2 separate regions of the Homo sapiens genome follow, and region 2 is linked to region 1. A link is a loop called in an ENCODE intact Hi-C map of the cell type or tissue named here. Cell type or tissue: heart left ventricle. All regions are shown on one strand.

Region 1 (2,500 bases):
TTTGAACTCCTGGCCTCAAGCAATTTTCCCACCTCAGCCTCCCAAGTATTTAATACTATGAGGCACATGTCACCATGCCTAGCTAATTTTTTAAAAATTGTTTTTTGTAGAGATGTTATCTTGCTATGTTGGCCAGGCTGGTCTCAAACACCTGGCCTCAAGTGATCCTCCTGCCTTGGCCTCCTAGAGTGCTGGGATTACAAGAGTGAGGCACTGTGCCTGGCCCCGATACCTTTTAGATAGGTCATAATCTCTCCAGGTCAACCCTGCCTGGAGAGACACTTTCCCCAGTTCCTCGTTTTTCTTCATGGCAACTTTTCAGGCTCTCAGAGCCCTGGTAAGTAGATGAACTGAACTCGCCTTTTTGTTATCTATCCTCCATGTCTGTCTCCTGCACACTTGCTTTGGTGCCCTCTCCAGAGCATCATGTCATAATGTCTCCTCTTGGATGAATGATTTGTAATGTATTCTTCCTTTAAGTTCTTGACTCACACAGGGCAAAGATACTGAATTGTTAGTTTGAGTTATGTTGCCCACTCATTCTAAGATCCCTATTGAAACACTGATATGGAAAAATACTTGTGTAGGAGTCAGGAGCTAGCCTGTTTCTGCTACTTACTGCTATATTGATACTGAACAAGTCACTTAACCTCTCTGAATCTTAGTTTTCCACATTTGTAAAATCATACAATTTGGAGATTGGACCAAATGTCTTTTGAAGATGCGAAGACAGCATCAGCCACCATTACTCATTCACTTCACAAGCTCTATTTATAGAGTGTTTGCTTACTCTGTGCCAGGCACCCTTGAGTGGAGAAGAGATAATGAAAAGGCAAGTTCAGTTCATCTACTTACCAGGGCTCTGAGAGCTTTAAAAGTTGTCATGAAGGAAAGTGAGGAACTGGATCTCCACACATCTCTATTTGCCCAAACAACCTGAGTTGTGCTTGATGTTCAGGCATGATTATTAACCACAATAGTTTCACTCCAAAGTGTTCTGGTTTGGTTAAGAGATCCAAACTCTGTAGTTAGGAAAGGATGGCACTGTGAGGTTTCTGTAAGAAAGGGGACTCCATAGGATGCCACAGCTAGGTGAGTCCTAGACGTTTAGCATGATGGGTAGTACAGAGGGGAGAAAAGCTGTGCCTGCATTGATTATTCACGTGTTTTCATGGGCCAGTTGCCGGCCCCATCCCCTCTGCTTTGCAACATCTCAGAGAAGTCCTGCTAAGCATGTCCCAACTCCAGGCAGCTCCTCCACACAGGGCAGAGTGAATTTGGCCAGACTTGGGGGACTCTTCACATACTTTGTCAGCTCCAACTTCAGCAGCCCTAACAGCACAAGTTCTAGTGATTGTTTTCTGTTTCTAGTCCTTTGTTTCTGTCCTTTTTCATCTTGAATCTTGTATGTTTCCAGGCCTCTGTCTAAGATTCTGCTGCTGAAATTCTCCTGCCTTTCCTTTTTAAGTTTCTTTTTTGTTTTTTAAATCCCTGGTGACCCAGCACTTCACGGGCCACACTCATGCCTGCTGCTGCCATCTAGTGGAGGTACCACAATGTCATGATTGCCTTTATCTGATCAAAACTGGGCTAGGTTATAATTTACTTAAAGGAATTATTCAGACACTGCTTCTGGTTTGAGGGAGGGCGATTGAAGAGTGAAGATGTTTTTACAAAGTATACAGCACTTGATCTCCATTGAAATAGGTTTTTTTTTTTTTTCTGAAAATGGATTATAGAAGCTAACCCTAAAAACACCAATGTACCGGTTCCTTACTTATAGAAGCCAAATAATAGTGGTTTGAAGAGTGAATAACCCAAGGATCTGAAAGAAGAAAGAATAACCATTCACACCCTGTTCAAGCAGAGTTATATTTCTCTATTCAAATCAAGTGTGTGACATCTTGCTTCTTTCCACATGAAGAAGAGATTTTCCAAAATGACACCAGGTTGATCAGCATACTCGATATGTCTGACTTCCTAGCCTGACCTGCAGTAGTTACGCAATCTCTTTCTCTTAATAATGACTTCGAAATTTCACATTGAGAATATAAATTCCATTCTTGCACTTGCAATTGCGTATTTAAAACAACAACCTACCATCTTTCTAATAATGTTGAAGAAGAGATATTTGCTTTCTTCATATCTCTTTGTCTTCCTTGTTCCTCCTTTTTCCAAAAATAGGCATCTATCCTGTCTCCTTTTCCCTATTTCTGGTTCATTCTGATGATTTTTTTTCTCCAGATTTCTTCCTACAAAACCTTCTGTTCACCATAAAGACTCTCAGTGGTTCTCATCTACTTAAGTATTTCAAAGGGATTGAATTTATTTTTCAATTTTTGAGAAAATTTGTTCCTTGTAATGATCTCAATATATTGGTATTCCTCAATATGAATAACAATTGCCAATTAATAATATAAACAAAGCAATATCTATATTATGATGGCTATAGCATTATTATTCCAACCTCCTGAGGGTTTATCTGGAAGGCTAAGATGAA
Region 2 (2,500 bases), 430 kb before region 1:
CTAGGAGAGGGGGACGAGGGAGGGGGTCTCAGGGGAGGAAGGGCAGCTCTAATTGGTTTCTCAATGAAAGATAATCACCTACTCCCCAGAGAGGCTGGAGATTAGCACTCTGCCTCTCCTCTCCATCGCTTTTAGACTTCTCATCCTCCCCTCGGTGCTTTTAGTCCATTCAGCAGAAGCGGATCGAAGCAGGAGGCTCCCCGCGCCGCATTAGGGGCGCACTCCGCCGCGCTCGAGTACTTAGCGCCCATTCACTCGCTCACCCGCGCTCTCCGCTGCCGGCTGCCGTCCCAGCCGCCGCCGCCGCCGCCGCCGCCGCCGCCGCCCGAGAAAAAGTTTCGCGGAGGGGCTCAGTGAAAAAATGAGCGAGCTAGAGGAAGACTTTGCCAAGATTCTCATGCTCAAGGAGGAGAGGATCAAAGAGCTGGAGAAGCGGCTGTCAGAGAAGGAGGAAGAAATTCAGGAGCTGAAGAGGAAACTCCACAAATGCCAGTCGGTGCTCCCAGTGCCCTCGACCCACATCGGCCCCCGGACCACCCGGGCGCAGGGCATCTCGGCCGAGCCGCAGACGTACAGGTCCTTCCACGACCTCCGACAGGCATTCCGGAAGTTCACCAAGTCCGAAAGGTAGGCGCGGAGGCCGTGGGCCCGGGCGCTCGTCCCGGCCCGCGGCGCAGAGGCTGGGGGCTCTGGCCGCGGCGGCGGGGGCGGGTCGGCCCAGGGCGCCCCCTGCTCGCTGCGGCGCGCGGAGTGGGGGTGGCCCCGCGGCCCGGGAATGGGAAGTGTTTATTTTTATTTCTGCCCATCACGTGCTGTGCTTGTCTCCGCCGGGCTGGGAAAGGCGAGCTGCACGGGGAGACGCGCCCCTGTGGCGTGGGGGTGGGGAGGAGGACCGCGGAAAGTTTACTCGCGCGGGCTAACTTGTGCCCTCCACACATGGCTGCAGTCGCGCGGCTGTCCTTCGTGCGCCCCGCTGGGAGCGTCCACGCAGGGACCCAACCCTGCCCATCCAGGGGCCTGGAGAGCTTCCCAGCGGCGACCCCCCGGACTCAGGCCACTGGACATGCTCAGTGGGGCTGTCCGAGCCTCCTAGGGAGGGGCGACTGGAGGCTGGACAGGGTTGGGCTCAACTTAGGGACTGAACTTGCCCAGAACCCGAGCTCTGCTGGCGGATGCGGGGACAGGGAGAGGCGGGACAGGGGCTTGTCTCTAGGGCAGGGATCCAGCCTGGAGCGTGGGGGCGAGGAGGGGAGAGGTTTATTCACAGGGTCACTTTCAAGGCAGCTGTGATGTCAGCAAGACATTGCAAAGAAACCCCACCTTCTGGACGTTTCTTTGCTCTGATTGTGCCTCTTCCAGAAGTTCAACACCTAAGGCTGCTCTAGGTTTGGAGTCCGCTCAGTGACCTTGCACCTGAAGCAGATTTGAGGCTGCTCGTCAGCCCTGTCCCAAGGTGGATAGTGCGCCCTCCCTTTTTGTTTTCCCCTGAGTCCCTCCCTGGAAAAGTTGGGATGAAGAAGGCGGAGGGGTGAGGGTAGGCTGTTTCTCCGGACGCCTCTGGGCTCCTTCCTTTCCTCCTCTCCGGCACTTTAAGAGACAAATCCTGCCAGTTCAAAGTTGTATGTCACTCCTTTGGGGTGTGCAGAGGAGGCTGGGTGGATTTTGGCCACAAGTAGGAAGCTTTTGCACTCCACTCGTCGCCTTCACCGGAGAAGGCTGATCGATTGGCTGCAGCATTAAAGCGCCTCTGGACATTAGGGAGAGGAAGTGCAGACTCCAAAGCCATTACTGGCTTTTAGTCCCTGGAAGTGCAGGGCCGAAAATGCATTTCTCAGGATATTGAATATTCCATTAGGAGTGCCTTCATGCCCGCCTACCTCTCTTAATCTTTCCCTCTTCTTAGATCATTTGCTGTCTGAGTTTGGGGCCCTCAGGGGACTCCTAAACTAGTCCCCCTCTCTCCGTTTAGCTCTCTCACTTTTGAGGCAAGCTCTTCTGAAGAGCATGTCCTTTCCACTGTCCCCATCCAGGTCAGCTCCAGGGCGCTTAGTGTCTGCCACTGGCCCACTGCACCTCCTCCGTGTCTGCCTCTGGAGTCCCTCTTGTGTATTGATTATATGGGATGGGGAGCCAGGGAGGCTGAGCAGCGGTTCAGAGTTATTAGAAGAAGACCAGGAGCTGGGAGCCAGAGTGGGGAGAAAAACAGGAATCAGGCAGAAAGGACTCCTCTTAAGGAATTGTGGGACCTTCTGAACAGCCATCTCAGAAGACAGCTTTCAGATTTCCTGAGTGACATAGTGACATTCCACTTACGAATTAACACTGTGTACATGGCACCTTTGGGCCCATCTTGCCTTGAAAGTCCCTGTTGGATGGAACAGTGGCATTTTCCTTCCTTTTCTCAGGACTGCAAACAGACCTAATATTTGGCCTTGCCCTTGCCTGGGAAGCTGCTGCTGAGTCTTGTCTCAGCCGGGCTGTGCATTCCGAGCGGCTGCCC

The links. Peaks named below come from ENCODE experiments on the same cell type or tissue, not always from the same donor. Only the 100,000 strongest peaks of a DNase experiment are listed, where the experiment ranks them.
Region 2: a loop joins it to region 1, with 3 times the contacts of the local background. A loop is called at or near these places in 17 of 110 quality-filtered maps.

What each region holds. Positions count from the first base shown.
Region 1 is chr10:51,421,254-51,423,753 of GRCh38, forward strand. All of the region lies in intron 2 of PRKG1 (protein kinase cGMP-dependent 1), which reads left to right. Among named protein-coding and RNA genes, the nearest start is that of MIR605, 120 kb to the left of the region's middle. In heart left ventricle, a CTCF peak has its summit at 1,539 (motif pointing left); a DNase peak (open chromatin) is centred at 1,518; H3K27ac peaks cover 1,516 bases.
Region 2 is chr10:50,991,018-50,993,517 of GRCh38, forward strand. It overlaps a transcript of PRKG1 not described here. Among named protein-coding and RNA genes, the nearest start is that of PRKG1, 82 kb to the right of the region's middle. RefSeq lists an enhancer at 946-1,446. In heart left ventricle, no CTCF peak of the experiment used is centred here; a DNase peak (open chromatin) is centred at 1,004; H3K4me3 peaks cover 2,500 bases; H3K27ac peaks cover 2,500 bases.